Linked DNA regions of Homo sapiens: all the other regions are linked to region 2. A link is a loop called in an ENCODE intact Hi-C map of the cell type or tissue named here. Cell type or tissue: dorsolateral prefrontal cortex. All regions are shown on one strand. Region 1 overlaps CACNA2D1 (calcium voltage-gated channel auxiliary subunit alpha2delta 1). Region 2 has its middle 270 kb from the start of HGF. Region 3 overlaps CACNA2D1 (calcium voltage-gated channel auxiliary subunit alpha2delta 1). Region 4 has its middle 130 kb from the start of CACNA2D1. Region 5 has its middle 160 kb from the start of CACNA2D1. Region 6 overlaps HGF (hepatocyte growth factor).

Region 1 (4,000 bases), 520 kb after region 2:
GAGCGAAACTCCATTTCAAAAAAAGAAAAAAGAAAGAAAGAAAGAAAAAAGAAAATACATCTTTGAGGTCCAACCTCACTTCACCTGTCTCACCTGGTTATATATGTTATCTACATAGCTAGTCACTGCAAAAAAAGCTTATTTCCCTATTTCATAGGTATGTAGTAATGAAAAAGTATTCAGAAAGGTCATTGTACTTCAAAGTTGCTTAACACAATTAAACTTTGTGATGGTTTTCACCATGGAAATATTTGGGATGCACACATATAATTATGTTGTTAGTATATTACTTATTTTCTATAAAAGTTGGCTGACACATATAAATAGATATTCTAAGCTCCTAGGATTTTTAAATATAATCAAAATATTGACTGTTCCTAACATGCTATAAAGTATGCAAATATTTTAAAATCAATAGAGAGTTTTTATAATTTATTTATTGAAAGACATTGAATTTAAATAATAGTGTGAAAGTATAAAAGGTAAATTCCATGAGGTCAACCTATACTTAATAAAATTATTTTTACATATATATTGATTTTTACTAATTTAGTAATCTAAGTAAACCCATACTCTCAGCTCAACATTTTAGCTATTTCTAAAAATAGACATGCAGAAAATCACTTTTCCATGAGTTCAAATTCCAGTTTGAACTATGTTAAGAGCTTTTCCCTAATTCATGTTGACTGACTATTTGAATGGACATTTTCTAATTGTTTTGTATCTTTTAACTGTTGCACATGATTTCAGAGTACAAATCTCAAAAGAGATTTCACATCTGTTCTCTGTTCTTTCACTGGTCTTGGCCACACAGATCACATTATAACAATCCCTGCCCCCAAAACGTACATCAGGGATGTTGCTATTTCATTTGTAAGGTTTTAGGTGAGCCACTCTTACATCATCCAGGTTTGCCTTAGCTGGTTACGTAAGAGGCCACATGGTGAACATAATCCAAGCTTTAAATACTTCAAACTGTAAGAATAAATAATTGTTTCTAAGTGAATGACAGAAGTTGGTTTTTTTCTCTCTCTCAATCTATCTTTCTCTCCAGGAATTCCCAATCAAAATGCAATGGTTTCATTTTCTTTAATTCATCAGTTAGGTCATTTTTGGGTCTGTCTATAAATTTCAATGTAGGGTTACTGCTTACAGAGTTGAGCTTCTAAATGGAAATATTTTTATAAGCAGGTTGACCACCCTAACTGATAATTCAATTTAAATGCCATACCCTAAACAATCATCAAATGAATTCAAGTCAGGGAAAAAGTCCAGATGCTCCAGGAAGCACTGGGGGATCTCTCTCATAACTAACATTTGAACCCATACCTCAAATTTTCAACGGAAGCATGGCTTTGCCTAGAAGTTCCTGTTACCACAACAATCATCTAGTAAAACATTTTTCATAAAATACTTTTCAGTAAAAAAATAAACAAGTAAGACTATATGAATCTTATATCTATGTCTCAGAAAGGCAAGCACTTCTAATAACATCGAGGCTACACTCAGATCCACACATATGATTATTTGACTGATGTTATCATTCAAATAGTCCAAATAAACACTAGCCGCCCGCCCCCCCCCCCCAAAAAAAAAGCTTGTTGCTTTATTTATTTTGCTATAAAAGTTTCACTTAACTTCTACGTGTTTGCTTACATGGACCCCTCAGAGGTTGTCAAAATTAAGGTATTTGGGATCAGGGCTGGGGTAGTGCACATTCTGTCAGCTTTAATTATAATTTTTGAAACACGCCAAACTCTTTTGTAAACCTCTTTGTTCTTTTTCTTGCATAGGTTCTTGGCTACTTAAATGTAAGCTGCATTAACTAACTGAATCATTCCCATGTCATCAATGTATAATTTGTACCCCTTTTCTCAATTTTCATTTGCCTTGTTGTAGAGATTTTTAAAGACATTATTTTCCTGAAATTTTATTCCAAGTGTTTACTAAAATCCTAATTGCAAATGCAACCTTCTTTATAATTTATACAACTGCTTTACCATTACAATATTTACGCAATCTAATATACCCAAGATTATTTTATCTTGGTTTTACGTATATGTATGTATATATACACACACATACAAACACATATGCACATAGGTATTTAATGATTTTATGGATTATATAGATTATCTTAGAGCTTTCTATAATGATCTTATAAATATATATTCAGTTGAGAAGAAGTTTAATATAAGTCATTCAAAACTTAGGATCTATTGTAGTGCCTTACACACATTCTTTGACAGTAAAAAATCAATATAAAAAAATTTCATTCCCTAGCGCCATACCATTGTTGAACTTGTTTTTTCTTTGTACATTTTAGCTAATTACATAAGAATTTTAACTTCACTGATTTCATAAACTTTCACATTACATATTGTATAGTGCATATAAATAATGTATTGGTTAAATTTAAAAGAACTTTTGTGTACACAACTTTCCACTTGGAATTGTAAATGGTTTCATTCCTCCTATTCCATACTATGCTACTGCCACCATGTGGAATAGTCAATGAACTAAATTCCAGATGCTAAAGTCCACAGAGATGATTGATACCCTGCTTCTTCAGATGTTTTTTTTTTACTTCTTTAAACTTACAGTTCTTGTTTAACCTTAATTTTGGAGTTATAGAAAAATAAAGTGATTCCTTGAAATATGTACAATTTAAAACTTAAGGTAAATTACCTTCTCAAAGATGTGTATTTGTACAGTTCTTTTAAGCACATTTGCATGATCTTACATAAAAACAAAATGACATACAAAAATAACTCAAAATGCTTAACTAGTAGTCACACAAGCTAAATATTTCATCTTAACTCTCACTCAAGCAAATCACTTACATTAGAGGAGGTCTACATCCAGGCTAAGGCGACTTTTGTGGAGAAAAAATTCCTTTACTCATGCCTAGTAGTATATTTATAATCACAACACTAGGTTCATATAACAAATGCACATGAAAACTTTTCTGTTGTGAGTAAAATGTTCCTAGAAAAGTAGCTAATTGTTTCTCAACATATATGATTTTATGTAGGCTCATCTTTCAAAATGTTTGCTTCTATGAAATTTTCATCATAGAGTCACACAAGACATATACAGTAACAGATGGCTTTGACAAATATTTTTCATAATGCTGGAGTACAGGTCTTCAACAGAAATACTGTGGGAAGCTAGTATTGAATAAACGTTGGATTGGGCTTTAAAAGTTCCAAGATTATACAATTTAGCTTCTATTGTAGTGTCTTACTCATAAATGAAAACAAATGTTTGTTAAAAACAAGTGAATAGATGCTTGAGTGGTTTCTACTTCTTACCAGAGGGTAAGAAGACTTTGGTGTTATCCAACATATCAGTAAGTTCATTACAGTATGTGGTAAGAGCAGGACCAAAACTGGGCTATTAGTGTCTTGCATTTTGCAATTTGGGCTGTTTCACTATACTTACATCATCATACATTCTTAATCTTTTTATTTAATATTAAATAAGCAGACATCCTTACTGGAGGTAAACAACTTTTTAGGCAAAATATACTTAGTACACTTATTTATGTACTATATTATTCCTTGAAAATAAAAAAAATTCTTATAATTCTGGATTCACACATAGTTATATAATTGTAAAAGCAATAGTAATTTGGGGAGCAGACTTAATAAAATTGAACTTAAATCCAGGTGTGGTGGCTCATGCTTATAATCCCAGCACTTTGAGAGGCTGAGGTGGGTGGATCACTTGAGCTCAGGAGTTCAAGACCAGCCTGGGCAACATAGTGAGACCCCCATCTCTACTAAAAATACAAAAATTAGCTGAGCATGGTGGCTCACGCCTGTAATCCCAGCTACCCTAGGGTGCTGAGGCAGGAGAATCGCTTGAACCCAGGAGGTGGAGGTTGCAGTGAGCCTAGATCACACCACTGCACTCTGTCTGGGCAACACAGTGAGTGAGATTCTGTCTTGGTGGGGTGGGGGTGGGGTGGATGGGGTAATTAACTTAAAAATTAAAT
Region 2 (4,000 bases):
TCTCTGTGAAACATTCCCTGCCCAATCTCTCTGAGCCAGAGTTAAGTATGCCATAGAAAGATATTTAAATTTCAATTACCCTGTCTTTTTACTCTCTCTTCTAATCTATTGTAACCATTCATTCTCCTGAACCCTTTCTAGTCAAGGCTGTGCTCCTGGAGGGTGAGTACTTCTTGTTAGCATTTCTGTATTCTGCTCACCTGGCACAATCTTATCCCTGAAAGCTCAGGAGACATTTCCTGAATTAATTCACTCCTTCTATAATTACTATTGAAATTTTTTCATCTTACCTTTTTGAGACTTCTGTCTATCCTTTGACAGGAAAATATAGGCAGAGGACTTGATCTTATTTAAATATGTACCAACTAAATTTCATCTCTTCCTTTTCTATGGGAATATTAAAAATCTCATTTCTTTCTTTTTTTTTTTCAGACGAATGGTTTTAGCTTGAATCATTTGATTGATCACTTAGCAAAAGAACATTAGCTTTAGAACCAGAAGATCTTGGTTAAAATCATTTATCTAAATCAAAAACACTGATGCTGTTACCTATCTCTCACCATTGTTGTGATTATCAGCACGGATAACATCAGTAAAGCACTTCTTAAAGTAATAGCTGCTCAATGACATTTTCTCCAATCTCTTCTTTCTACTTTCATCCTGCTCTTTTTAAGGCATCGTTGATGGACTTTATGAGCCATGAACAAATTCAAATAGAAACAGCAATTAAAATCTTACTCTTTGAAGAGGCACCATGCAATAGTATAGAGGCACATCACAAAAAGAGCTCCTGTTAATAATGCAGGAATCCAGTTATCAGGGATCCAATAATATGAAATCTTTATTAATACAGAAGTAGTAATCTGAGAAATATAATAAATATGAAGTATTAATAGCAGTACAATGGACAAAACTATAAAGACGTATATGCTGTGTAGAATATCTTGCATATTTCACTCTATTTCTTCTCTTTGAATAATTAAAAACAAATACAGCAAATTACAAGACAAAATAACTAACATCTCTTAATGTCACAAAAAACAAACATCATTGTTTTTTAGAAACAAATGTCTGTTTATAATATTTCTTCTGGCCAGAATTCTTTCTCCTGTCTTGCCTTGTTGGTGAACATTTGTTCATTATAATGGTTATCCTCTACCATTGCTCTTGCAAGAAGCCTGACTTTGGGGTAGAAATTACCATACCCACGCCCTCTTTTCTTATATTTCTACTGTAACATCTAGAATACCTTGCCACATTTACTTCTTTTGTGATTCTTCCTACTAGGAAATAAACTCCTATTAAACAGAACCATTCCTTGCTCATCTTTGTGGATTCTCTGTAGTTCTTGGCACAGAAGACAATAATTAGTGTTGGCTCAACGACAGATAGAATGAATCAGCAAGTTTTTAATAGGGCAAAGCATTATTTCAAAAATGGGTCAGACCATTGTAGCCCTTTCCTGCTTCCTATCATAAAAGCACAAAAAGTTTTTTACCCAAGTAATTTTCCATTACTATCTAATGTGTGACCATTTAAGAAGCTAGCAATACAAAGTTCAACACAGATTTTAATGTAAAGTCCATGACCAAGCAACATTACCTTCCCAGCAGATGGCAGCATAAGATAGGATAAGTTTTGTGAACACTCAAGTACTAGGTGTCTTTTCTTTCCTTCCTTCTTTCTGTCTTTCTTTTTTTGTGTGTGTGTGAGGATGAAGTCTTGTTCTGTCACCCAGGCTGGAGTGTAGTGGCAGGATCTCAGCTCACTGCAACTTTCGCCTCTTGGGTTCAAGCGGTTCTCCTGCCTCAGCCTCCTGAGTAGCTGGGATTACAGGCATGCACCACCACACCCTGCTAATTTTTTATATTTTTGGTGGAGATGGGGTTTCACCATGTCGGCCAGGCTGGTATAGAACTCCAGACCTCAAGTGATCCACCTGCCTCGGCCTCCCAAAGTGCTGGGATTACAGGTGTGAGCCACTGCACCCGGCCAGGTGCCTTTTTTTTTTTTTTTTCAGCTGGAGTCTTGCTCTGTCACCCAAGCTGGAGTGCAGTGGTGCGATCTCGGCTCACTGCACACTCCACCTCCCAGGTTCAAGCAATTCTTCTGCCTCAGCCTCCTGAGTAGCTGGGATTACAGGCATACGCTACCATGCCTGGCTAATTTTTGTATTTTTAGCAGAGATGGGGTTTCACCATGCTGGCCAGGCTGATCTCCAACTCCCGACCTCAGGTGATCTGCCCGCCTCAGCCTCCCAAAAGTGTGTCATTTCTTATGCCAACATAATTCATGAGGCTGATTTCACAGAAATAATAAAAGTAGAAAACAGACCTCTGCAAAGAAGGATCAGTCAACAATGGTAGTAACAGAAAAAACACTACTTATACAATTGAGTGAGAGGACTCCTGATTACTTTGTCGAATTTTGATAGTTGCAGAGATCAGCTACTATAGGACTGAACATTCTGTTTTATACAACAACAAGGGCATGTCTGGACAAAGAAAGATCGAGAAAGGCTCCAGTAGTGTCAGGTGAAGTATTGTGGCCTTGTTTTCTTAAATAAATACTACGCTGTATTTCCAGATCATAGACTAAAAGAATGACAGACAACTTGATCACCACACTTAATCACCTAGCTCTATTTACAGCTCGTTAAGAAATAATACCTGCACTAAGCACAGGTATGGGGAAGAATGTCACGACTAATATAAGTAAAGATACCACAGCCCACACCTGTTTAACTTGCTTTCTCATTCGTTCTTCCGTCCTTCCTTATGTCCCTCCCGACTTCCTTCCTTTTTTTCCTTCTTCCCTTCCTTTCTCTTTCTTTTAATAAATATTCGTTGAGCAGTTACTACATTTCAAGAATTGCCATATGAAGGAAATAAAGAGCCTGACAAAGGTGTTTGTGAGAAAACGTTTGAAAACATACTCTTAGAACATGTTTCTTTCTTCATTGGGCACATTTGGTGACAGCACGGCAGATTAAAACCAAAAAGAGTAGGGGTAGCATTTATTTAAAAGCAACTATTTGTCATGATTGGTGCTGAGCCTTTTAGCTATATTTTTTAGCTATATTATTAACACAGCCTTTTAGCTATATTACGTGCCCATTCTAAAAGAGATGTTTTCAATACCACCAATTTATGAAGGAGGAGCTGAAGCTCTGTATGTTAACAAAAGTTCCATAGCCACTAAGTGGCAGAATTGGTATTCAGATAAAAATTCATGTATCTCCACTAAGTGGCAGAATTGGTATCCAGATAAAAATTCATGTATCTCCAAGACCACGTTCTTTTCAGTGGACTAGGCAACATCCCCCAAAATGAGGATATATGAGAGTTTTGAGAAAACAATCCAATTCCTCTATCAAGGTGTGTAGGCATCATTTTGTAAATCACCATTATATTCATATAAAAGTAACTACAAATTTTCATCCATGAGAATTTAACTGTGTAGAGCAAGTTCGAGGCATTTGAAAATTGCTTAAAGGTTAGTTGAAGGAATCATCCTAACTTCCTGCACTTCACTTGCCTGACAAAAAAGGGTAGATTTCCTGATTTCTGTTTTCTCTGTCTTTTATTTACCTCTCTCTCATATACACACAACTAAAGCTTTTATCTTAATTAATTCACATTTTTTTCATATTTCAAAATCTAAGATAAGTAGGAATATTACATTTTTCACTAGTAATGTAAAAGCAAAATCTTTGTATAGGGATTAAATAGAATATTAATGGTTTATATTTATATAACATTTATTACAAGAGCTTTCATATCTCTTGTTTCATTTAATCCTCACAAAATTCTTTGTACAATACATATAGCTATTCTAATCTAATAGCTTTAGTAATCCATGTACACAGAGTAAATCCATTTACACAGAGTAAATACTGAAGTGTACATTATGTGCAAGCTGGACCCTTTCAGCATATCCTTTTTCAATTGGTGAGTCAAAACATTTTTAAAGAACCAAATTTGAGGATTAGCATTTGATC
Region 3 (4,000 bases), 460 kb after region 2:
GACAATCTATATTTAAAAATTTTTAGGCATGTAGATACTGCATAATAATAGGAATAATGCCCCTAGCAAATAATTTGTTCTCCGACATGTCACCTTAACACTCTTACACATTAACTCGTGAGATAGGTAGGTAGTAGTATATTTATTCAACTCTTTAAATGTAGACAGATTATGTACCCAATAATATGCTTTATAAATTGGGTTTGCATAAAATAATAAATTTCTCAATGGACAGAATTGGCTTGCTTTACTTCTTTGATTAATAAATGTTAGCTTTTTGAGTCTTCATAAACTTGTTATCAAAAAGTCTTGTTTGAACACTTGAGTTCTGATGAAGTCCTCATGGTATGGAGCTTCATAACTGTTTTTGTATAATCTATATCCTTCCGGACTCTACCGGGTATAAGGGCCCCTTGGTAGGCTTTGGAGATTATACTACCATTCTACCTTGCTTGTGAGCAGAACCTAATCCAACAGAAATTGCTAGTTTTAGCCAGACTACATTGGAGCATAGACCATAACCTTTATGGTCCTTAATGTGGGAAACAACTGCCAACTAACATTTCAGTATTTTTTGTAATGATTTTTTTCAACTTAATTGTTTCAGAGAAAATAATACTTCCTTTGATATCATTATATCAACATTCAAATAGCACTAAGTGGATTCACTGTTCTATACAGATAACTGTGTTTTTAAATACTGAAAGCATATTTTGTTAATGTAAAATATACATCATCGATATTATGTATTCCTTTGATACAATAATATAAAGGAATCTCAAATGTTTTCTTTTTGGAGATCAGAAGGATATAGATTATACTTCTACAATTATGAAGCTCCATACCATGAGGACTTCATCAAAACTCAAGCAAATGAAAAAGCTAACATTTATTAATCAAAGAAGTAAAGCAAGTCAATAATTGTCCATTGAGAAATTTATTATTTTATGCAAACACAATTTATAAAGCATATTATCTGGTACATAAATATCCTAGTTGAGTCCATGGTGATATATAATTATTGCCATGATAGATTTATAATTATAGTTCAAGGAAAGTACCATAATAGGAAAATGTTATTTTGGTGGGGGGGGGGGGGGGTGGTGGTCTTAGGTTAAAAAGATTTTAAAGTCACTGTTGCTATATATATATATATATATATTTTTTTTTTTTTTTTTTTTTTTTGGAAATGGAGTCTAGCTCTGTGATCTAGGCTGGAGTGCAGTGGCACAATCTCAGCTTACTGCAACTTCCACCTCCTAGGCTCAAGCAATTCTCCTGCCTCAGCCTCTGGCGTAGCTGGGACCACCATGCCCAGCTAATTTTTGTATTTTAGTAGAGATGGGGTTTCACCAGGTTGCCCAGGCTGGTCTCGAACTCCTGACCTCAGGTGATGCACCCACCTCGGCCTCCCAAAGTGCTGGGATTATAGGCTTGAACCACTGCACCCAGCCGTTGCTATAAGTTTTTAAGAGAAAGGTAAAAAGAGAGCTGGCCTACTCAAGAGCAATACTTACATATTTTTTAGTGTAACTGATAACCTATAAATCTTATCTAAAAATTCTATGATTGACAGAAGTAAGCTTTTGAATCAAAAGGGAAAATAAGGACAATTATAGAAATATAATTTGATTACACTTTTCTTGTGTAATGGTTGACTACCTATGAACTTCTTTCAGGAATTAATAATAATTCAAATAATTGCCTATATATCAATTTTTAAAATGTGTATATGAAGATATTAAAGCAACGTTTCCTTACTTTGGCGTCTTTTGCCATGAAAACTATTCTTTTATTATGCCAGAAGACTTGTGGTTATTTTCTGAGACTCCCTCTGCTATTCTACTCCCCACCCTCTATCACCCCTGCCTGTGAATTCACTCCATTCATAGTAATGGCCACATCTCCATCTAGTGGCTTCCTAATCAATGACTACTTGGAAACCAATGACAAACACAACGAAAGTGCGTGCTCTAGTAATACATCATGATGATTCCAGAGCATTAGAAAAGAAATTGCAAAACAGTAAATGAAGAACTAAATGCAAATCCAAGACCCAAAACATCTCTTTAGTAGTATTGAATAGAGAACTCAGAAATTTCTTAAAAGGTTAATTAATAATTTTGGGCTAGATAATGTATATTAAATAAAATGAACTTAGAAACTAGAAGCACTTATTCTAAAATATTTCAATAAGAATATTTTGAGAGTAAAAAATCTAAAAAGTTATTTAAGTCAGATTTATTTTAAAAAGTAGAAAAATCTGAAAGGAATTGAAAGAGTGCATTAAATTTGTGTTAGCATCTTTTGTAAATAAATTGAGATAACCACCTCTAAAAATTGTCATTAGGTAGTTCTCATAAAATACCATGAAGCCTGTATATCTGTCTCTGTAATGACAATTTTTACACAAAAACTTTATGAAAAATGATTTTTACATAAATATTGAATATGTTTCATTTAGGATTAGAAATGTACATGCCATTTGAAATCAGCTATTTACAAAACAACAACATTGGTCCTGAGATTTTAATAACCTGGTTTCAGGAACATTAATATCGCAGATTTAGGAATATGGGTGATTTTCTAGAATTTCAAGCCAAAAACAAAAACTAAGAAAAATTAGAGAAAGTGACTGACCATCCACACCACATGAAAACTTGCAGTAAAATGAAGATAGGAGCTGACATCATGGTACAGGCACGACTCGTTGTGCACTTAAGTTGATCCTATTAATAACGGGCAAAGTAGCAAGTATAGGAAAAGGAAAGAAAACACAGAAGACATACAAGATGAGATTTCATGCAATTTGCTGGCAGTTAACGTGAGTCTCCATCCAGAGCAGATTCACAGTGACCATTGCAAATAAGCATTACCAAAATAACTCCACTGCTAAAGAAACACAAGATATTATTAGCACACCAAGCTACTGAGCAACAGTTGTACTTTCACACACAACCCATTTATAGGAGCTTCAATTGCTGAACATTTTTGTCTTGGTCAAATCCTTTTAATGGCTTGATCATAAGATATAGCCTCCTAGAATAATATTTTGGGCAATAGGCTTTTAAGTCACTTTTCAAGTTCATCTGAATTTAATATTTCTAGTGTCAAAAAACTGGTGACAAATAGTTGATGAGCGAAGTTTCTCTAATGAGTGACATGACCCTTGGCCCTTCATAAAACATTCTTTGGGGGAATAATTTTACATGGGCAACGTGCTGAAGTTGCAGTAGACAGAATAACAGGAGTCCGCCTATCTGGACTTAATATATCTTAAAAAGAAAAAAAAAACGCTTAGTTGCAATGTTGAATTACTCTCCCTAGCAAGGATCAATAATCCCTCACAGAGATAACTGGGATTGACTGGCTAATACATCTTTCATTTTTAGTCCCCATTACTGATTTTATTACTTCTTTGTGCTATTTTTAATTTATATTATCTAATTGCATAATATTATCTGTGAAAATGTTTTGTCCTTTCTGGGACAAATGCAGCTATGTATTTGAGTAGGTAAACTAAATAACTCAAATAATTTATGAGATAATGCTTTACAAGTTTGGATATTCATTGGTGTGTGCACACACTGAAGAATCAGAATTAGGAAGTATTGTATTTAAAATTAGTTAAAAAGAGGTAGACAGAGATTTTTATGTAGACTTCATCTTTGAGAATAGATTAATATTTCTTAAGAATTTTAAAAGCATAAAGCTAATGTAGTACATACTGATGACATATTACCTACCTTGTATATAATCAATACACAGTAAATCAGAATAGTATTTATTAGAGAAAGATAGCTGAACTATAGGAAAAGTAGTAAGCCATCTTTAAGTGACATATATTAAATATGATTTGTAATATTTTATCAAACCCTATGTAATTGACCTGGTCTAGTTTCAAACACTAGAAAAAGAAATTAGTACAATTAAAGGAAATAATAGAAGTCTAATATGTGATAGCATCAGAAACCATCCAAAAGAAACTAGAACTCTGTAA
Region 4 (4,000 bases), 1.1 Mb after region 2:
ACCCTTTTAAAGATAAGGAAACTGAGAAACAGATATGAGATTAAATAATTTGTCTAAGATTACCCAAGTAAATCAGGGAGCTTGAATTCAAAGTGAGATTTGTTTGGTTTCAGTGGCTGTGATATTGGCCACTTTACTTTTCTACCAACAAAACGGTCATCTCTCTGTTAATAGCCTCCACAAGATGGGAATCAGATTAATTTAAACCGAGATTCAGGCAATGATGAAACTTATCAGAGGGATTTTTTCCACCTGGCACTAGATAACTCCTCACTCTCCCTAAGGTCTCCTGTTAAGCTATTAAATTGCTGGTATAAGACACAGGCATAAGGAGATAAGCACAAACATTAACTTCTAATTCTTCCTCTTTCACTAATTTGGTATAATTTTTCAACAACTTCTTTCTATATAGCAGATTTCTCAGTTTTAAAATTAATGTTTTTGGCTGGGTGCTGTGGCTCACGCCTGTAATCCCAGTACTTTGGGAGGCTGAGGCAGGCAGATCACTTGAGGTCAGAAGTTCCAGACTAGCCTGGTCAACATGGTGAAACCCCGTCTCTGCTAAAAATACAAAAATTAGCCGGCTGTGGTGGCAGGCACCTGCTACTAGGGAGGCTGGGGCAGGTGAATCACTTCAACCCAGGAGATGGAGGTTGCAGTGAGCTGAGATTGCACCACTGTACTCCAGCCTGGGCAACAGAGCAAAACTCTTATCTCGAGGAAAAAAATAAATAAATAAAATAAAAAATAAAAAAATTAGTGTTTTTATTTTTTCTAAGAAAACTTCCAGTGCAGCATTTAAAAAATATTTTATAAATGTTTGCTTCAAATGTATAATTATACACCAGTAATATTTTATTCCAGTTGGAGACTCAGGAATCAATTTTACAATAAAATATTAAAATATAAAGAGGTTTTATAAATACATTTTGGCTTTCTATCATGTTAGTAGGGTGGTAGTGAAGACCATCACAGAGGTATTTAAGTTCTAAGGTAAGATCTTCCATTATTTTCAACAGATATTGCTTAAACAAGAGCAGGCCACTAGGACTTTCATGGTCCCTGCTTTTTCTGTTGAAATGAGGCCAGAAGAGAACAGTGATTTGCTCTGGGGAGTGTTTGCCTTATGTAGACAAAGCCCTAAGAAGTAGACTCCTAATAGCTGTAGAGGGAAGGTTGAACGTTCAGAGCTTCTTGCAATGTTAATTAAAGTCTATCATTCTTTGGAGAACTTTGAACATAATGAACACTGGTAACATGGGTACTGCTTGGCTAATCAACATTAAGTTAAATGTAGATAGTGATTAGCACTATTATACTCTGAGTTGACACATGTTCAATTCTGGGAATAAATAAAATTTTCTCTAATTTTTTGTAGTTTTAAAATTGGAAAAACGAATAGAATGAGAAATAAACTTTATACAGTCGCATGGTCAATCATGGTGTTTGAATCGCGTAAGTTGAAAAGGGATATTTGGAAGCCTTAGCGGAAAAGTCAGGGAGCTTCAACCGACCTTTAAATTTCACAGGTGCCTATTTTCTAACAAGAAAATATTTGTATAGAAGCAGTGAGGAAGAACCATTCATTCTAATTATAGAAAAACCTTGCCATAACCCGAGAAGTGCGCCCTAAAAATACAATCGCATAAAATAAGGGGTTTCTTTCATTCAGATTTCTGTGTCCTGCTGCAGTAGGACCCGTTTCCGGCGGTTTCACTGCAGCATCTAACCCCATTCCTTTCAGTCCCTGCTGTGGTTTGGCGCCATCTGGTGGAAGTTAGGCTCTGGTTTAAAAAGCAAGCAGTTGATTTTGGTTCCTGTGTCTGGATGCCAAGGACTTCCAGGATAGCGTTAGCGATTTTGAAACTTCCTAGTTAGTTTACAATTGTTTCATCTCCCCAGACTCTCCAGCAGGAGAGTCTGACCCAGGAGAATATTGGAGATGAAGGGATCCACTATTTCTCCCACTTTTTCAGATGGAGGATGAGAGGAGTGCAGCAGCCAATTCCCATTCACATTATATCCAAATTGGTGTTATCACAGCATTTTACTGAATGTATGCCCATCCATAAAGTATTGGTTGATTGGTTGATTCTTAACCTGAATTAAGGCTGGAGGCCAATGCTGGAGTTATCTACTCTTGCAGAGGCAGATAGTTTTTTCTTCCCTTCATTAATTTCCTAGCTGACCAGGCTTCCAGTTTTCATTGTCTCTGTCTGGGGCTTTTATTTAAGGTTCTGCTGGGTACCCAGCCCCTTTTTATGGTTCATTCTTTTTTGTCTGTAATCATTGCAAGTTCCTCAGCTTAGTATTTCTTCATTATACACAGCAGTGTTGGCTTGTTTGCTTCAGAACTTCCAGAATCTCTTCACTGCTTTTGGCTGCTGGTGGAGTGGTGGTTTGAATTTTATTATTTATATAGTTTGTATATTTTATAGCTTTCTACCAGCAAATTGAATTTAGTTTTATTTGTACATTTCTGTGATCTTTTCAAAGAGATTTGGAGAAGGAAGAGAGGTAACTATATTTGCTTAGGCAGTCACCTTGTTAGGGAGTTTGTTCCCTTATTTATTTATTTATTTGAGATGGAGTCTCTGTCACCCAGGCTGGAGTATAGTGGCACGATCTTGGCTCACTGCAACCTCCGACTCCTGGGTTTAAGCGATTCTCCTGCCTCAGCCTCCTGAGTAGCTGGGATTACAAGCGCACACCACCATGTCAGCCTAATTTTTGTATTTTTAGTAGAGACTGGGTTTCACCGTGTTGGTCAGGCTGGTCTCGAACTCCTGACCTCAAGCGATCCACCTGCCTTGGCCTTTCAAAGTGCTGGGATTACAGGTGTGAGCCACAGCCCCCAGCCATTTGTTCCCTCTTTAATAGGTGAATGTATGCAACTCCTTCTGTTTGAATAACCAATAACGGCATTTCTCAGTTATGGACTGAATGTGAGGACACTGTGAGAAGGCAGCCATCTACCAGGCCAGAAGAGGGCCCTCACCAGCACCTGAGCATGCTTTGAAGTCAGGTGGATGCTGGCACCCTGCTCTTGGGCTTCCTACCTATATTAGTCCTTTCTCACACTGCTATGAAGAACTGCCGGAGTCTGGGTAATTTATAAAGATAAGAAGTTTAATTGACTCACCGTTCTGCATGGCTTGGAAGGCCTCAGGAAACTTACAATCATGGCAAAAGGCAAAGGAGAAACAGGAAACTTCTTCCCGAGATGGCAGGAGAGAGAATGCATGCAAGCAGGGGAAATGCCAGATGCTTATAAAACCATCAGATCTCATGAGACTCACTCATTATCATGAGAACAGCATGGGGGAAACTGCCCCCATGATCCAATTATGTCCACCTAGTCCTGCCCTTGACACATGGGGACTTCAATTCAAGATGAGATTTTGGGTGGGGACACAGCCAAACCATATCATCCCACCCCTGACCCCTCCCAAATCTCATGTCCTCACATTTCAAAACACAATAATGCCTTTCCAATGTCCCTCAGAGTCTTAGCTCATTCCAGCATTAACCCCAAAGTTCAAGTCCAAAGTCTGATCTGAGACAAGGCAAGTCCCTTCCGCCTATGAGCCTGTAAAATCAAAAGCAAATTGGTTACTTCCTAGTCACAATGGGGGTAGAGGCATTGGGTAAATACACCCTTTGCAAATGGGAGAAATTGGCCAAAACAAAAGGGCTACAGGCCCCATGCAAGTCTAAATTCAAAATGGATTTTGCAAATTTTCCAAACTTTTATGTTCTGCTTCCCTTTTAAATGTAAGTTTCAATTCCATGTTTTATCTTTGTGAATACATAAAACTGAATGCTTTTAATAGCATCCAAGTCACATAGTGAATGCTTTGCTGCTTAGAAATTTCTTCCACTAGATACCCTAAATCATCTCGCTGAAGTTCCAAGTTTCACAGATCTCTAGGGCAGGGGCAAAATGCTGCCAGTCTCTTTGATAAAACATAGGAAGAGTCACCTTTATTCCAGTTCCCCA
Region 5 (4,000 bases), 1.1 Mb after region 2:
GTCAGAATGCAATAGTTTAAAATGAGTCATCATCTATTAAGTATTCTAGAGAGAAATGCTTATTACAACATTTACTTTTTAAAAAACTTTGATCCAAAAGATTTTGTCAAACCCCAGCAAGTATAACTTGCTACAAAGGGAACAGGTGTCTTTATTTATTTATTTATTTATTTTTTGAGACAGACTCTGGCTCTGTCGCCCAGACTGGAGTGCAATGGCGCGATCTCGGCTCACTGCAAGCTCCGTCTCCCAGGTTCACACCATTCTCCTACCTCAGCCTCCCGAGTGGCTGGGACTACAGGCACCTGCCACCACGCCCGGCTAATTTTTTTTGGTATTTTTAGTAGAGATGGGGTTTCACCATGTTAGCCAGGATGGTCTCGATCTCCTAACATCATGATCTGCCCACCTCGGCCTCCCAAAGTGCTGGGATTACAGGCATGAGCCACTGCACCCGGCCCGGAACAGGTGTCTTTTACTGACTGGTTTTGTTTCCTAGATTTGCACAAACCCTAGTACTATGTAACTCGGCAGAGTATTGATGTAGAAAGTAGACTCACCACATATTTTCTGCAGATTTTAATTACAACAACGTTTATCCCCTCTAGTGCAATATTAATCCCTATCTCCATCATCAAGTATTTATTGAGTTTAAACTCATGTAACTGCAAATGAGTGGGATAATAAAGCATACATAGACACGGGCATGGAATAGACTACAAGTATAATGGGCATTTGGGAACCTGGGCAGTGAGACTAGGGGGCTAATTGTTCTAGGTAATAAGGATCATAAAGTTCAATGATTCCTAGGAAAAGAGGCACTCTCTCCATGTTATATTAAGTGCATGGGCTTTGGAGAGAGACTGCTGGGATCAAATGCCATCTCTGTCATTTACTGGCTATGTGACTTTGGGCAAGTCACAAAAGATCCATTGTTACACTAGAGATGCTGTCATAGTGGATAATGTCCTTGTAAATGTGACTCCTTAGGATTGATCTGATTATGCATCTCCACTCAGGAGATTTTTCTCACCAATTAAATCTTAATAACTTCTGTGAAAATCTAGCTCCAGTGCAGACTTTTATTTCTTTAATTTCTCTACATCCCCCAGCTCTCTAAGTTATAAAATGGAGATAATGATAATGCTTTCCTTTTTGGGCTATCAGAAAGATAAAATGAATCATTGTTTGCAATGCATTTAGAACAGTGCCTGAAACACATTACATACTATATAAATACAAATCTATGTATTCCCAGGAGCTGCCATTTTTCTACTAAAACCCCGGTATTGTATGAAACACTCTTTAATTCCATAGAGGACAAAGCAGAAGTAAGTGTTTGCAGGGCTAAAAAAAACTATGTACAGAATATATACAGTTTCCTTGACAATAAACAGCTATAGAAAGCTTATGGTCCTTATTGAAGGAATGCAAGCTTACTTAAATTCTGGCAGCGCTGAGACCTATGCATAGCTAGAGATAAAACAGACAAAAATTCTGAATACACCGTCCAGACTGCAAGCAATTGTCTCTCCAACTGACAGTAAATGCCATGGCATAAAAAGCAAGTATTCTTATGCAGACAGAGCAGATGATCCTCCTGGGACTTAGAAGAGGCCAGTAGGTGGTGCAGAGCTAAAAGATGAAAGAAGGTTGAAATCTGAGTAGGAATATCACGAAGGGCTATGTGTTTTCACTGAACCCTCAGTACAAACCTTTCATAAATTAATACTGTAACCATACTATGATATATTTCTGGTTTGCTTCATCTGTATTTACACACATAAACACACACACACACTGCTTATGTTAACTGCTTAAATGATTAAGTGTTTTTCATCTTATAGAGTCCTTCAGTCACTTTTAGTAAATTCCTTTTGGATAACTAAACATTCAAGAGCAACTTCTTTTACGTAATGTTATAGACAGGTGCCTGAATTAGGAGAACCCGAAAATAGGCACTCCACATACACTTTATAAAATGATGCCTTCATGACAATGTTCCTCATGAGATTGCAAATGTTCATAGAAATTTTAAGGTATTGGGGGGAGTTTGTAAAAAGGAGTATACAGTGTTATTTGTACAGTTTTAATACTACATTTATTGCTCTGAAATAAAATTATAAAAAATATTTTTTTCTTGAGCATCTAAACATTTATTTTAAATTTGATTGTATTCATTAAACAATTATAAGTTGCTATGATTAAGTCTTCAAACCCCTTAGACAGTAGATAAACAAAAATGATTTGTAAAACTTATTAAGTATATGTATATGCCTCTTCTTTAAAAATCAGCACAATGGGCTTATTACATTTCTTACTTTTTCCAGTACTGTTTTTGTATTTTTCTGGTATCATTGCCACTCTTATTTTGAAAACCTCTTAGGGATTCAGTGATATCATCTTGATTTCTTCTGATGATTTCAGTGATGCATGCAGAGCCGCATCACACAAATAATACTTTCTCAGACTCTCTGAGGTTGTAGAGACTTAGCATAAGATCAGTAGATTATTTTGGAGTGACAAGAATGAGTTTGTGGTGATGATTGCACAATTTTGTGAACATATGGAAAACCATTGAAATGTATACTTTAAATTGGTGAATTATATCTCAATAGAATTATGAAAAAAATAGCCAATCAATTCTTGGTTGCGTCTCCCAAGGGTATTCAAAATCTAGGCACTAATCATCATGTAACTTCCTTTTACTAGCCAAATTTTGGCTAGTTCTGTCAATATGGATTTTTAAGTCCACACCTTTCATATGTTTTATAATTTTGAGCCTGGTATCTTTCCCCCCAAAATGATTTTTTGAAAGTCTTATTTGGCCAGTGTATGGCATGTAGTTATAATTCCTTAGAGGATTTCAATTCATAGGATCATCAAAGGTTTGACCTTCTGGGAAATCAGGAAGGAATCTGAGTAGAGAGGCTCAAAGGAAGATACCTGTAGAACAGGGGTCCCCAACCTCCAGGCCATGAACTCATACCGGTATGTGGCCTGTTAGGAATCGGGGTACACAGTAGAAGGTGAGCAGGGGGCAAGCGAGTGAAGCTTCATCAGTATTTACAGCCGCTCCTCATCACTGGCATTACCGCCTGAGCTCCACCTCCCACCAGATCAGCAGCAGCATTAGATTCCTAGAGCAGCACAAACCCTATTGTGAATTGTGCACGCAAGGGATCCAGGTTGTGCACTCCTTATGAGAATCTAATGCCTGATGATCTGTCATTGTCTCCCGTCAACCCCAGATGGAACTGTCAAGTTGCAGGAAAACAAGCTCAGGGCTTCCACTGATTCTACATTATGGTGAGTTGTATAATTATTTCATTGTATATTATAATGTAATAATAATACAAATAAAGTGCACAATAAGTGTAATGCACTTGAATCATCCTGAAAATATCCCCCATCCCAACCCTGCTCCATGAAAAAATTATCTTCTCAGAAACCAGTCCCTGGTGCCAAAAATGTTGGGGACTGTTGCTGTAGAATGTTTGGTAGTATAGTGGTCAGGTGCACTGTCCCTAGAGCCAAACTACCTAGAGTTAAATCCCAGCTGTGCATCCTGTTAATTGTGTGATCATGAGCACATTATACAACCTCTGTGTCTCAGTTTTCATTTGTGAAATGAGAATAATAACAAAATCTAACTCACACAGTTATTAGAAGGATTGAATGCATTAGCATGCATAAAGCATGAGAACATAGTAATTTGCCACTATTATGGTATTAGTAAGAACTTTATACTACTAATGATCATTATTTATTAATACACAATACCTTTCTACCCATCATCACTTTCTTGACTCTCCTTATAGTTGGTTACTTTTTGTGACCACCAGTATTAGTTCTTCCTGTTCTTGGTGTAGTGACTATTTCCCATGCACTATTTGATTTACTCATTGTTCTTTAGATTTAGGCTTGCATTAAACAGATTGAAACATATTTATATGTGTATTTCTAAAACCGATATATAAAAGCACTATACACATAAAAA
Region 6 (4,000 bases), 220 kb after region 2:
AGTTTACGAACATCATGTATTTCTCCATGAAGAAATCGATGTTCACATTCTCATTTTATATATTGTTAATATATACATATTACATGATTATATTGCTTTGTAATTATTTCCATAAATGTCTCCCTTCTATACTATGAACTATTTAAAATTAAGAAGAAGTGTTTGTATTTTTATAAACATAGTATGTTATATATGGCTTTGTACACAATAGCAGCTCAATTAACAATAATGAATGAACAAATAAAAACAGAGATGGAAGTTAAGGTTTTGACTCTTTACTATGCAACAGACACTGTTCACAATAGTCCCATATAATAGGTACTTTTATTATAAAATATTGCAAATACAAATATGAGTCCTAAGTGGGTTTGGTAACTTGCCCAAGGTACTTAAAAGTGATGGGTCTGGCATTCTTAGGAAGTCTGGATTGAAGTTCTTAACCACTACGCTCTTGGTAGTTAAGATTTTTCTAAAATAGTATACTAACTGTGTCTGTGTATACTCAATCATATAGGCACCTCTACATTTTTATGTTTGCATATTTGATAAACTTAAAAATATGTAAAATATTATTTTGTAAGCATGTTAAAAAAAAGAATAAAAACCTTTACATGTTTTGTAAAAGAATTTTACAGTGTGAAAATGATTTATACAGTCTCTGCAGTTATATAAATAATAAGAACTCAAATCTTCTAAAGATAAATATTATCACCCTTTCACCAGGGAGAAAATGTAAACAAATCCTGGCTATAAATATTAGTTAGAAAAATGACACTGTAAAAATCTTTATTAAAATTAATTTGTGGTATACATTGAAATAAAATGATTTATCTGCAATAGTATTTAATCAAATACTAGTAACCCCCTCAAGTCTTTCAACAGCACATTACTTTTAGTTTAAAAATATTAGTTGAAAAAATTTTTTGAAAACTTGTAAATTATTAGAGTCCTGGCTCCCTTGGTTTGTGATTATAAATGAAATCACAGTGCCTTGAGATACTATAGGGCATTTCACTCTTAACCATGCATATGTGCTAGATAGAGCTGCTGTGATTTTTAAAAATCTGGAAATCTGTAGAGGAAGCAAAATAACTTGTTTTAGAAGGCAGATAATTGCCTTTTTCCTTCTTCCTACACCATTATATATTCTATGAGCCTCCATTAGTCTTAACCATAGAGACTTAACAAAAACATAGTGCTATAAAACTGTACTTAGAAAAATAATAATCTTTTAATAATTTTTAAATATTTTTGTATGGCATTCTCTGAAAAAGTAGGTGTGTTTCTTTTAGTATTAACATTGAGCCTATGCCAACCTTAATATGGGAAAAGTGAAGAACATTAGGAAAACAAATTAATTTGAAAGGCTATGATCATGGCTGATAAAATGAAAATAAACTTATTAGAAATGCCATTTATTTGCAAACATATAATATATTTAGTTATTTATTATTATACAGAGTTTCCCAACCTATTAAAAATAGATGGAGCAGCTCCAAGTCTTAATTATAGGTAGACTTGATTAACATCATATTTTAAAAGTTTGCCTTTAATGCTAGAATTTCATAAAACATGACTGCTGTTTCCATTTAAGGTGAAATTTACCTCTTTAATTTGACATAAATTCTAGAAAAACACAGACTTCTGTTGTATTTCATTTTTTAAAAGCAACATTATTATTTCTTCAATTTAATCTCTTTTTAGAGTAGATATTTTTGCTGCTGTTCTCAAGGTACTTGCTACTACTAGCTTGTCTCACAAGAAAAACATTCTTAAAACAAAGTTTTTATCGAACTTATAAAAGTATTTCCTTTCTAAAGAGAAGGTGGTTTAACATTGTGGTAAAGGATGTTCGTTGTAAACATAGAGTTACAGATACATAGTATAGTAAAATGGTCTCTTTCTACTGACACAGCTTTATAAAAAGGCTTTTTCACTCAATAACATATTTAAGACGTACTTCCATCTCAATACGTATTACTAGACATCAGTGGTTACCAGTGGAAATGATTTTGCCCTCCAGGGGACATTGGCAATGTCTAGAGATAGTTTTGATTGTCACGACTTGGGGCAGGTGTCATGCTACTGGCATCTAGTGGATAGAGTCCAGGAATACTACTAAACATGCTACAATGCACAGAACAGCATCTACCCCAAAATGTGGGTGTGCGGAGGCCCAAAAATCCTGATCTATGTCAACATTATTACTGCTTTTGATACATTTTATCAAACTAACTTCCAAGCAGGATTTTGAATTCACACTGTAAGTAGCATAGAATTGAGACAGACTGATTACCCAGGTCCTCACTAATACTGGATATTTACAATCATTTTATTTGCCAACCTGACAGGTAGAAGTGACTTCTCATGTCTTAAACATTTTTTTCCTACGAATATGTTTTAATGTCTTTTCATTTATTTATTAGCTATATTTTTGAAGATTTATTTTCTACTTTTTTCTCCTGAATTCTCACATCTTTTTCTTACTGATATCTAGGGACTTTTTAATATGAATTATACCAGACATGTATTTTATATGAACTATGTCAAACATGTATTACATGTTTTTTATATAACTTTTACTTTATACACTAATATCTTTTTAACAAAGCCATCTGGGAATCAGATAACTGGGTGGAAAACTCCAGGCTCTTCTTTAGTCTTAAATTAAAGAACTGAGAAGGAAATAGAAGTACCACTAGTTCAGATCTGCTCACGGCTTTTTAGTGGGCTGGGAACTTTGCTGAGAGCTCTGCTATATTCAGAAGCTGAACAGGTAGTATTGGTATTGGGGGGTGGGGAGATCTTTCTAGCCCAGTCATATTAGAACTGTGGCCAATTAATGCTTTCGGAATCCCAATGGAAATCTTCTGAGGGAAGAGAATCTCCATTAAAATGTTAAAATTTCTTCTTATCTATACGAGAGATGGAGAGAGAGAAAGAGAGACCATGTGGTGTGTCTGTGTGTGTGTTGTGTACATTTGTGTGTGTTGCTCTCTGGAGAGCTTCCTCATTTGGGAATAAATGCCAGACCACCTATATTATTTACAACTTTTAGATGAAATGTAGTACATTTAAAATATTTCACAAGACACCAATCCCTAACTGTACTTACAACGAGAAATAGGGCAATAATCCCAAGGAATGAGTGGATTTCCCGTGTAGCACCAGGGTCCATGAGCATCATCATCTGGATTTCGGCAGTAATTCTCATTCAGCTTACTTGCATCTGGTTCCCAGAAGATATGACTGTGGAAACAACAGGCCTTGCACATCACAAGATGCTCATTCCATCCAAGAGACACAAAATATTACAAAAAGATATAATCTCAGCACATTACTTTCACTGTAGATACAGCATAACCTTTTACTTGGGATGAATTTTAGCTATTTTGTTTGAGGTCTGTTTGGTTGCTACTGTTGTTCCTACACTTTAGAAGCAGATTCTCTAACTTGGAAATATGGAAGAGGGCTCCATAATTGGCATATTAGGTTTTGTGATTTTGCCTCTATTTGGTAATCCCAGTGGCATGGTAATGATACTTCTGTGCATAGAAATAAGAAAAACATTGTCTAAAGCAAGCAGATGGCAAAGATTAAAACTATAAAATACATAAAAAATACAAGCTATTATACAAGTATTTTTTTACATTTTAGATACAAATGAAGCATCACTAGCCATATCACTATGACAGAGTACAAGAAGATATACTGAAATGAATAATGTGTTAATTAAATAATTAAAATTCTAAATTTTACTGATCAGTTACAAAATATTATTTTGACAGATAACCGAGCAATACTTTATTTCTAATTCACATCTTAACTAAATTTATTACAAAAGAAAAGCAAAGATTGTAAATTTACTGTAAATTATTTTATAAGGCCATTTTCATTCATGTAACATCAATATTTACATTTACCTCAATAACATGAATGAAGTCAATTCTACATGGCCACTTTGACTGATCATAAAAGTCATTAAAACTATTCATCTTAC

What was found. Peaks named below come from ENCODE experiments on the same cell type or tissue, not always from the same donor. Only the 100,000 strongest peaks of a DNase experiment are listed, where the experiment ranks them.
Region 1: it touches region 2 in a loop (13-fold over the local background); 54 of 110 quality-filtered maps call a loop at or near these places.
Region 3: it touches region 2 in a loop (6-fold over the local background); 66 of 110 quality-filtered maps call a loop at or near these places.
Region 4: it touches region 2 in a loop (3-fold over the local background); 22 of 110 quality-filtered maps call a loop at or near these places.
Region 5: it touches region 2 in a loop (3-fold over the local background); 23 of 110 quality-filtered maps call a loop at or near these places.
Region 6: it touches region 2 in a loop (3-fold over the local background); 36 of 110 quality-filtered maps call a loop at or near these places.

What each region holds. Positions count from the first base shown.
Region 1 is chr7:82,015,036-82,019,035 of GRCh38, forward strand. All of the region lies in intron 12 of CACNA2D1 (calcium voltage-gated channel auxiliary subunit alpha2delta 1), which reads right to left. All of the region lies in intron 1 of CACNA2D1-AS1 (CACNA2D1 antisense RNA 1), which reads left to right. Among named protein-coding and RNA genes, the nearest start is that of CACNA2D1-AS1, 7.9 kb to the left of the region's middle. In dorsolateral prefrontal cortex, CTCF peaks have their summits at 2,496 (motif pointing left) and 2,695; no DNase peak of the experiment used is centred here.
Region 2 is chr7:81,498,220-81,502,219 of GRCh38, forward strand. No RefSeq gene overlaps it. Among named protein-coding and RNA genes, the nearest start is that of HGF, 270 kb to the right of the region's middle. In dorsolateral prefrontal cortex, CTCF peaks have their summits at 1,583 (motif pointing right), 1,785, 3,223 and 3,422; no DNase peak of the experiment used is centred here; H3K27ac peaks cover 403 bases.
Region 3 is chr7:81,954,820-81,958,819 of GRCh38, forward strand. All of the region lies in intron 38 of CACNA2D1 (calcium voltage-gated channel auxiliary subunit alpha2delta 1), which reads right to left. Among named protein-coding and RNA genes, the nearest start is that of CACNA2D1-AS1, 52 kb to the right of the region's middle. In dorsolateral prefrontal cortex, CTCF peaks have their summits at 1,929 (motif pointing left) and 2,129; no DNase peak of the experiment used is centred here.
Region 4 is chr7:82,570,648-82,574,647 of GRCh38, forward strand. No RefSeq gene overlaps it. Among named protein-coding and RNA genes, the nearest start is that of CACNA2D1, 130 kb to the left of the region's middle. In dorsolateral prefrontal cortex, CTCF peaks have their summits at 1,763 (motif pointing left) and 1,964; a DNase peak (open chromatin) is centred at 1,754; H3K4me3 peaks cover 779 bases.
Region 5 is chr7:82,599,188-82,603,187 of GRCh38, forward strand. No RefSeq gene overlaps it. Among named protein-coding and RNA genes, the nearest start is that of CACNA2D1, 160 kb to the left of the region's middle. In dorsolateral prefrontal cortex, a CTCF peak has its summit at 1,561; no DNase peak of the experiment used is centred here; H3K4me3 peaks cover 480 bases; H3K27ac peaks cover 2,568 bases.
Region 6 is chr7:81,714,117-81,718,116 of GRCh38, forward strand. HGF (hepatocyte growth factor) reads right to left here. Exons shown (of 18, transcript NM_000601.6): 11 at 3,116-3,249. Among named protein-coding and RNA genes, the nearest start is that of HGF, 54 kb to the right of the region's middle. In dorsolateral prefrontal cortex, a CTCF peak has its summit at 2,101 (motif pointing left); no DNase peak of the experiment used is centred here.